Linked DNA regions of Homo sapiens: region 2 is linked to region 1. The links are chromatin loops, found by intact Hi-C in ENCODE. Cell type or tissue: dorsolateral prefrontal cortex. All regions are shown on one strand.

What was found. A loop is a pair of places that touch in the nucleus more often than their neighbours do. Peaks named below come from ENCODE experiments on the same cell type or tissue, not always from the same donor. Only the 100,000 strongest peaks of a DNase experiment are listed, where the experiment ranks them.
Region 2: a loop joins it to region 1, with 2.9 times the contacts of the local background. A loop is called at or near these places in 1 of 110 quality-filtered maps.

The regions. Positions count from the first base shown.
Region 1 is chr1:11,456,774-11,461,773 of GRCh38, forward strand. No RefSeq gene overlaps it. Among named protein-coding and RNA genes, the nearest start is that of DISP3, 20 kb to the right of the region's middle. In dorsolateral prefrontal cortex, a CTCF peak has its summit at 2,121 (motif pointing left); a DNase peak (open chromatin) is centred at 2,288; H3K27ac peaks cover 2,221 bases.
Region 2 is chr1:11,299,881-11,304,880 of GRCh38, forward strand. No RefSeq gene overlaps it. Among named protein-coding and RNA genes, the nearest start is that of UBIAD1, 29 kb to the left of the region's middle. In dorsolateral prefrontal cortex, no CTCF peak of the experiment used is centred here; a DNase peak (open chromatin) is centred at 1,921; H3K4me3 peaks cover 646 bases; H3K27ac peaks cover 359 bases.

The sequences.
Region 1 (5,000 bases):
ACCATTTTCTCAGACTAATACCAGCTACTGCCCTCAAGGCTTTAAGAACATAACCTCATCTCATTCGCACCGCAGCCTAGGAAGTAGGCACGTGAGTTATCTCCATTTTGTGGAAACGGAGGTCTAGAGACATCATCACTCCTCCAGGGTCACCCAGCCAGCATGTTGTAAAGCTGAGAGTTTGCAAAGAAGACAGGAACAGGGAGAAGACATTCCTGGCAGGGCACAGCCTGTGCGAAGTCCCAGAGGGGAGGGAGAGCATGGCACAGGACAGTGGGTGGTGGGTGCAGCTGGGTGTGCCAGCGAGAGTCGGGGGAGAGGTGTGGTTGTGATTGGATCTCAAGTGTTTTAGAAGTGGCAACATTTCCTGGGTGTTAGGTTCCAAACCACCTTCACATCTGTCATCTTATTTGATCCTGTTCAGTTGCTGTTGCAGTAAGCAGCTCAGAGAGGTGAAGAGGTACCCGAGGATGCATAGCTAGGAAGTGGCAGAGCTGGGCCCCAGCCCTGCTGTCATGTCCCCAGCACCTTTGGGGGATGGCCAAGACCACCAGGGCACTCTCTAGGGAACAGGGTTGGACCAGGACCCCTTTGATGGGGAAGGGATGGAAGAAGGGAGAGTGGGGGCCAGGGCTCCTGTCTTGTTTTGCCCCAAGATGCAGAGACTGGAGCCGCCACACTCAGCCCTCAACACTGTGACCTTGGACTTGTCCTCCCGTCCTCTGGGCCTCTGTCTCCCTGTCTGTAAAATGACAATCTCCTACTCACACTCCAAATCTCTGTTACGGCAGCATCTCCTCCAGGAAGACCCCCTAGCCTCTGCCTCCGCATCACCTCCTCCAGGAAGCCACCATGGCCTCTCCAACCGCATTGCATGCCTTTACTAAATGCTCTTAGTGCTCCGGACTGCCATACTCTATATCCCTCACCTCACAGCGTGACTCTGTGTAATATCTTCCTAGGTCTGGATCTCGATTTGGGACCTGCCCACATTTTAGCTACTTGTCTCTGAGCCTCAATTTTCTCATCAATAAAATGGGGAAGTAACAGTGCCTACCTCATATTTCTGTTATGACGATCCAATCAGAGAGCTCATGAATAGCAGAGTGCTGGGCAGCAAATAAGCCGTCAGGAAATGTTAATAGTTTCTTAAGAGTCAAATTGTGTCCCCCAAAAAGATATGCTGGTGTCCTAACTTCCCAGGACCTGAGAATGTGACCTTACTTAGAAACAGGGTCTTTGGGCCAGGATCGGTGGCTCACGCCTGTAATTCCAGCACTTTGGGAGGCCGAGACGGGTGGATCACTTAAGATCAGGGTTCAATACCAGCCTGGCCAACATGGTGAAACCCTGTCTCTACTAAAATTACAAAAATTAGCCAGGTGTGGTGGTGCATGTCTGTAATCCCAGCTACTACTTAGGAGGCTGAGGCAGGAGAATCACTTGAACCTGGGAGGCAGAGATCGCAGTGAGCCGAGATCGCGCCACTGCACTCCAGTCTCCATTGGATGAATCCAATGACTGTTGTCTTCATAAGAGAGAAATCTGGACACAGACGTAGACAGACGGAGAACAGCACATGATGATGTGACAGAGCTTGGGGCGACGCATCTACAAGCCGGGGACCCCACGATTGCCACCACCAGAAGCTGGAGACACTCCTGGAACGGAATTTCCCTCAGGGCCTCCAGAAGGAGGCAACCCTGTCCATACCTTGACTTTGGACTTGTAGCTTACAGAACAGTAATAGAATAAATTTCTGTTGTCTACTGTTTGTGTTAACTTGTTCCAGCAGCCCTAAGAAACGAATACACTGTTATTTCAACGCAGCAAAGCGAGCGCGGTTCTGGGTATACAGTGGTGCCCAATAAGCTCCACTCCCTCATTGCTGACCCTCTGCCTTCACTATCCTCCACCCCCACTCCCCTCCCCACTGGCTTCTCAGGCCAGGTCAGTCTGGGCTGGGGGGCACCTGCTGGGCCAGGCAGGCAGAGCAATTCCTGTGCCCTGGCTGAGGCCTGCGGCACCTCATTACCAGGCAGAATGTACCTCGATTTCACCCATGACTGGCACTGAAAAGCAGCCCTGGCTGGTGTCATGGATGGGCCAGAAGCTGCTCCGGGCGCCTCCTGCCCCCTCCTGGGCCTGGCAAATCTCTGAAGCACCCAGAAGCTGGCAGGCAGCACGCTCCACAGCTGAGCCACACAGATAAACCTCAACAGGCGCTGGGCTGTTCGGTCCTGGAGCAAACATCAGGAAATTAATAGGCCTTTCTGTGGGCAGCGCCTGGCCTGGCCCCCACTTCCCCCTCACTCCCGCCTGCCCCCCTCCCCTCATCCCAGGCTTTGTTTCCTTTTTCCCTTTGTTTCCTGTTTGCGATAAACACGATTCATGCCAGTCCAGCCGGGCCCCGTCACCAGCTCAAGGCCAGCCGTATTTCTCAGCAATGAGCCCCGAGCTGGCTGCAGTGAGGATCTGGGCCATGGACACAGGCGTGAGGAAGGGGCACTGTGGGCAGAGACAGGGCTGATGTGGGGGCGCCAGCAGGGAGCAGGGTGCCGGGTCTCTGTGAAGTGCCGCTGAGCACTGGGCACTGAGGGGAACTCAGAGAAGCCACCATGGCCAGACCCTCCCTATCTGGGCACAGCTGTGCCCACCCTTCCTACATGGACATAGCTTCCTGAGGCTGCTGTAACAAAGTGTCACACACCAGGCGGCTTAGAGCAACAGATATGTATTCTCTCGCAGGTCCGGAAGCCAAAAGTCCAAGCTCAAGGTGTCAGCAGGGCCATTCTGTCTCTGAAGGCCCAAGGGAAAGCTCCCTCTGGCCTCTTCCAGCTCCTGGTGGCAGCGGCCACCCTTGGCATTCCATGCCTGTGTGGCTCCAGCCTCCGCCTCTGTCTTCACACAGCCTTCTCTTCCCTGCGTCCCTCCCCTTCTTGTAAGGACTCCAGTCGTATTAGGACCTAATCTTAACCAATGTTAAGTAAGACCTAATCTTAACTAATGACATCTGCAACGATCCCATTTCCAAATAAAGGTCACATTCACAGGTACTGGGGGTCAGGAGTTCAATACATTTCTTTTTGGGGACAGAATGCAATGCATCCCAGCTGCTGAGGCTCCTGGTGGCATCTCTCATCACCGCCTGTCACACCTCAGCCATCCAGCCATCCTGGGCACCTGCAGCTTCCTAGTTGTGACTGGCTCTTCCTGGTCTCTGGGCCTCCGTCTGTGCTGTCATCCTCCCTGGATGCCTGACCCTACCATTGTCCAGTTGGTATACGACCCCTCATCTATCAAGATTAAGCTTTGCTGGCTGGGCGCGGTGGCTCATGCCTGTGATCCCAGTACTTTGTGAGGCTGAGGCGGTGGGTCACCTGAGGTCAGGAGTTAGAGACCAGTCTGGCCAACATGGCGAAACCCTATCTCTACTAAAAATACAAAAATTAGCCAGGCGTGGTGGCAGGTGCCTGTAATCCCAGCTACTCAGGTGGCTGAGGCATGAGAATTGCTTGAACCCGGGACGGGGAGGTTGCAGTGAGCCGAGATCACACCACTGCACTCCAGCCTGGGCAACAGAGCGAGATTCTATCTCAAAAAAAAGAAAAAAAAAGATTAAGCTTTGCCGTCTCTCCTGGGAGCCGTCACTGACCCCTGGCCTCCAGGCCCCTAAATGCCCGGTGCTCACCTGCACTGCAGCTCACACCTGCACAAGGGTCTTTACCCATTTCCCATGCCTCCCCAGGCCCTAAGCACACGAGCTCCAGGCAGGCAGGGTCCATGGCTCCCCTCTGCCTCCCCAGCATGGGATGCACATACTTGCCCAGTAAACGAATTCTCGGATGAAGAATAATTGAGCACTTCCTGTGTCCCCATGCCAGCCACTGTTCTAAACCCTTTACCTGCCTTAACTCATTTAATCCCAATATTAATCCTATCAAGTGGGTGCCATTGTTAATTCCATTTTACAGATGAACAAACCAAGCTCGGAGTGGTTAAGCAACTTGTTCAAGGTCTAGTGATTGATAAACTGTAGAGGCTGTGATTTGAATCTGGCAGCGTGAAGGATTCCTCAAAGGGCCACGCACTGAGGGGCAGAGAGAGCTTCCCTAGTGTCCCGGATCCATGCTCCAGGGCCCAAAGTGAGGCTCAGAGCGTCGGTGCTGTGGGAAGCCAGGGTCTAGAGATGTGGTCCTGGACTAAGGAGATGGCGTGGTCTTGCATGTCACCATGCTGGGGCCCTTCATCTTATCCCTGAGACTGTAACCTCCCTGGGGGCAGGGGAGGACCATGATTCCTCCTGCATCTATCTCCCCACCCAGTTCTGGCAGAGCCCTGCCCATAGTAGGCAGAGCCTGGCATCTCCAGGTAGGAATCCTAATCCTGGTTCTGCTGCAAGCTGTGTGATCTAGGAGTCACTTCTCTCTGGACCTCTGGGTTCTTCTCTGTCACTCTAGAGTAGCCATCAGTGGGGCTCAAGAGGAGACAGCCTAAAAATGCTCTAACTCAGCACGGGAAGGAGGAAAGCTCGGCTTTGGGGTTGGACCAACTGGTCTTTGAGTTCCAATGCTGTGTGACCTTGGCCCAGAACTCTCTGGGCTCTCTTTTTCTCATGTATAAGATGGGGCAGACAATGAAGGATACTATGCCAGACAAGTGGGGAGCAAGTCCAAAAAGCCAGCAGGCAGTCGCTAGTAGCCACGATACCTCCTGGCCTCTTCCTCCCATGGTGCTCAATACTGTCCTCCATGGGATGATGGGCGCAGTGCTCCTCATTTCCTTTGCATGTAACTCACTTACTTAAATTTTAACTTTTTTTTAAAGAAATGAAGGAAAACACAGTTAAACAGCCATTTAGAATCATGACTCCATAATCCAGGAATTCTCTTTCCAACACAATCTGTTCAACAATTATTTTGTGAAGTGGGAGGGAGAGCACCACACTAAGTATGGTGTGCAGATTCCCCTGGGAGGGTGAAAATGCAGCTCCTCCAGAT
Region 2 (5,000 bases), 160 kb before region 1:
TGCCTCCCAGGTTTAAGTGATTCTCCTGCCTCAGCCTCCCGAGTAGCTGGGACTACAGGTGCGTGCCACCATGCCCAGCTAATTTTTATATTTTTAGTAGAGACAGGGTTTCACCATGTTGGCCAGGCTGGTCTCAAACTCCTGGCCTCAGGTGATCCACCCATCTTGGCCTTCCAAAGTACTGGGATTATACGCATGAGCCACCATGCCCGGCCTAATTTTTGTAGAGACAGAGTCTTGCCATGTTGCCCAGCCAGGAGTCAAATAGCAGGAAGGCTCTGCTCCAAACAATGCTTGGTTTTCCATTGAAGACATCTAATAACTTTTACAATTTTTTTTTTTTTGAGACACAGTCTCCCTCTGTCACCCAGGCTGGAGTGCAGTGGTGTGATCTTGGCTCACTGCAACCTCTGCCTCCTGGGTTCAAGTGATTCTTGTGCCACAGCCTCCTGAGTAGCTGGGATTACAGGCGCCCACCACCATGCCTGGCTAATTTTTGTATTTTTAGTAAGACAGGGTTTCACCATGTTGGCAAGGCTGGTCTCGAACTCCTGACCTCAAGTGATCTACCAGCCTTGGCCTCTCAAAGTGCTGGGATTACAGGCATGAGCCACTGCGCCCGGCCAAAAAAAAATTTTTGTTTATTCAAAATTTCTGTCTTTTTTTTTGAGACAGGGTCTCACTCTGTGGCCCAGGCTGGAGTGCAGTGGCAAGATCACCGCTCACTGAGGCCTCGGCCTCCCCAGGCTCAGGTGATCCTCCCACCTCAGCCTCCCGAGTAGCTGGTACTACAGGCATGCACCACCACACCCAGCTAATTTTTGTATTTTTAGTAGACACGGGGTTTTACCATGTTGACCAGGCTGGTCTCGAACTCCTGACCTCAAGTGATCCACCTGCCTCGGCCTCCCAAAATGCTGGGGTTACAGACGTGAGTCACCATGCCTGGTGAATGGATGGTTGATTCTATTTGCTTTGTGCAGTCTGACTGATGTAAATCATCTCAGCCATGTCTGGGCATTGGAGTCAGGTTTAGGCAGGAGTGGCCTCCAGGTCACCTGCAGAAACACACACGGCCGTGGCTCACCCCCTTGCTCCCAGTCACTCTGTGTCTGAGCCAACTTAGGATCGTGTATGTGTGTTCTCACACTTGAGACTCTTTTTTTAAATTTTTTATTTATTTTTTGAGACGGAGTCTCACTCTGTCACCCAGGCTGGAGTGCAGTGAGTGGCGCGATCTTGGCTCACTGCAAGCTCCGCCTTCCGGGTTCACACCATTCTCCTGCCTCAGCCTCCCAAGTAGCTGGGACTACAGGCGCCCGCCACCATGCCCGGCTAATTTTTTTGTATTTTTAAAATAGAGACAGGGTTTCACCATGTTAGCCAGGATGGTCTCGATCTCCTGACCTCGTGTCCGCCCGCCTCGGCCTCCCAAAGTGCTGGGATTACAGGCTTGAGCCACTGCGCCCGGCCACACTTGAGACTCTTAGCAATTCCATGACTGAGGTATGATAGCTCCCATTTTATAGATGAGGAAACTGAGGCTCCTTCAGCAAGTTAAACAGCTTGCTCTCAATGTCCCCAAACAGACCCAGCAGCCCAAGGTCTCAGAGCTGATGGCAGAGCTGGGATGAGAAGCCAAGTCCTTTGACTTCTAACCCAGTGCTTTTCCCGCCATGCTCTGTGTCCCATCCTTGGTCCTAATCTTGAGACGGCAGGACTAAGATTGGAGGACTTGTGGCTTCCAGGTTCCTCCTGAAAGCCACCAGAGATTTAAAAAAAAAAAAAAAGAGTGAGAGGTTAGCCTGATCCAGCGAGAGCAGCGATGGCTCCCTGGGTGAGGATACATGCCAGCGAGTGAGGAGCTGCTGACTGGGGGGTGATCTCCCTGATAAATGATGGAGTGCCAGTTGCTTCTGCAGCTGCAGGGCTGCATCTGGGCCCCAGTGCTGATGCACGCTCCGCCTCCAGATCCGCATTGTCACCAGCTTGTTGGAAAAACAGATGTTATTGTCCTCTGTTCCTGTCCCTTTGTCCCTAATAGGCACTTAAGCGCAGGAGGGGGAAAAAGAAACGGAGACAGAATCGTGTAACTATTTCAGGCTCTTTCCAGAAGCATGCACTTCTGTGGGACTTGGGGTCTGGGATGGAATGGGTGCAGGGAAGCACCCCCTGCCCCCTGCCCCAGTGTTTCTGGGACAGCCCTGGGGAGAAGCTGCTTGTTGGTCCAAGGCAGTGGGTGCTGAGGACTAGTTCTTGGAGGAGACGCCTTCCTTCTCTCTTAGATCTGCACCTGGAGTGGGCCCTAAGCTGACATTTCAAAGAAGGAATGCTGGGGACCTCTGGTCTTCTGCCTGGACTGCCAGAGTTTGGAAGATTGGATGAGGTCAAGGGCTGATGAGATCAAGGTCTTTTGTTCCATTCTTGTTTGGGCTTCATCCATCCATCCATCCATGCATGCAGTGATTTGCTAAACACATTCTTTTTTTTTTTTTTGAGACAAGGTCTTGCTCCCAGACAGGGGTGGCAGTGGCATAGTCACAGCTCACTGCAGCCTCCAGGGCTCAAGCAATCCTCCTGCCTCAGCCTCCCGAGTAGCTGGGACCACAGGTACATGCCACCATGCCTGGCTAATTTTTTGATTTTTTGTAGGGATGGGGTCTCACTATGTTGCCCAGGCGTAAGCACATCCCTAAGGGCATAACCCTACTCCTGACAGCAGCATACTGGTTTGCAGGTGAAAACTTTTCATGGAAAGGACAATACATTCTCTTCCATCAGGTCAGCCATGGCTATGATTTAATGGGAGCTCTGAGGCTCTCCTGCACCTAAATAGCTCTGCATCAACCTGCCTCTGTGCCTCAGATTCCACCATTAGTCAGTCCTCTGAATAAAGGCCTTATATTTCTCAAAGGTCCTTGCTAAAATACGAGCACATAACTGAGGAGATTCTCATTGAGGAAAAAAAATCTGCTTGTCACCATGGAGAACAGAGGATCAGGGCCTAAAATGAGTGCTACACAAGATGGGGACATTTTGATCAGGGAAAGATGAGAAGAGGGATGTCCATTCTGTGGGCTGCTGTCCTGGGAGGGAGGACCTGAGGAGCTGTATGAGAGAATTAGGAATTTAGGGGAAGCAGTTCTTTTTTTTTTTTTTTCCAAGATGGAGTCTTGCTCTCTCGCCCGGGCTGGAGTGCAGTGGTGCGATCTCAGCTCACTGCAACCTCTGCCTCCCGGGTTCAAGCAATTCTCCTGCGTCAGCCTCCTGAGTAGCTGGGATTACAGGCGTGCACCACCACGCTTGGCTAATTTTTCTATTTTTAGTAGAGACAGTATTTCGCCATGTTGGCCAGGCTGGTCTCGAACTCTTGTCCTCAAGTGATCCGCCTGTCTTGGCCTCCTAAATTGCTGGGATTACAGGTACGAGCCAGCGCACCTGGTCTAGGGGGAACAGTTCAGAGAGGGACCTGTCTGCATGCATCATTGGTTGCCCTATTCTGCTTTGAGACCGGCTGTGTAAGTACAGACTCCTAAAGAGCTATCTCAGCCTTCCTCGTCCTTGCTGGAATCAGAGATGCTTTTTTTTATTTTTTATTTTTATTTTTATTTATTTATTTTTTTTTGAGACAGGGTCTTGCACTGTTGCCCAGGCTGGAGTGCCGTGGTGGTGCAATCATAGCTCACTGCAGTCTCGAATTCTTGGGCTCAATGGATCCTCCTGCCCCAGTCTCCTGAGTACCTGGGACTAAAGGTGTGCACGCCTCGCCTAATTTTTAAAAAATGTTTTGTAGAAATGGGGGTTTTGTTATGTTGCCCCGGCTGATCTTCAACTCCTGGGCTTAAGTGATCCTTCTGCGTTGGCCTCCCAAAGTGCTGGGATTATGGGCATGAGCCACTTCGTCCAGGTGGGATGCATTTTTATGTTCTATTGACCCTCAAAATGGGAAAGCTCAGAGATTGGGCCACCTCTGTCCCCATAGGTACCTCCCTCCACATTTCATTGGGATATGAGGGACAGAAATGGGGTGGAGGCGGAGGCCCTAGCACCCCATCCATCTCCCATGTTCCTGCTGCCTTACCACACCCTGCGCCCTGCTCTGCGGCTTCTAGATGGTAAGAGTGGACAGAGCATTTGAGGGCTCAGTCCTGCCATCCAGGATGCCGGCAATGGCTAGTGGGGACTCAACAAAGGGCATTGGTAACTGTATCAGTCATGAATTGCTGTATGGCAAACCACCCCAAGACTTAGTGGCTTAGAACAAATTTCTGTTTGCTCATGGTCCCGTGGGTGGCCAATTTGGGCTGGGCTCTCCTGGACTTATTCGTGTGGCTGCAGTTGGCTGGTGGCTGGGATGGCAGGAGGGTCTAAAGCCAGCCTCACACATGTGTCTCTGTGCCTGTCTCCCCCAACAGCTGGAACTGGGGGACTGATTGCAGGTGAGCTCAGGCCCCTAACCAGGGGCTTTTTCTTTTTTTCTTTTTTTGAGATGGAGTCTCGCTCTGTGGCCCAGGCTGGAGTACAGTGGTGCAATCTCGGCTCATTTCAAACTCTGCCTCCCGGGTTCACACCATTCTCCTGCCTCAGCCTCCAGAGTAGCTGGGACTACAGGCACCCACCACCACGCCTGGCTAATTTTTTTGTATTTTTAGTAGAGACGGGGTTTCACTGTGCTAGCCAGGATGGTCTCGATCTCCTAACCTTGTGATCCGCCTGCCTCGGCCTCCCAAAGTGCTGGGATTACAGGGGTGAGCCACTGTGCCCAGCACCAGGGGCTTTTCAAAAGCAGAGAGTGCCCCGGCCCACCTGGACAATTTTGATGAAAGAAGAGAAAATGTCACTGAGTGGGTGTGGGAAGGACCCTCTTCTGCCATCCCCCTCACCTGATGAGTATTAGGGAGCTAATTACCTGGGAGGTGCTACCAGGCAGAGATGCTCTTCATAACCTCTTACTGCTTAACATTCAGAACCTATTTCACCTTTCTGTTGCAGAACTTCTG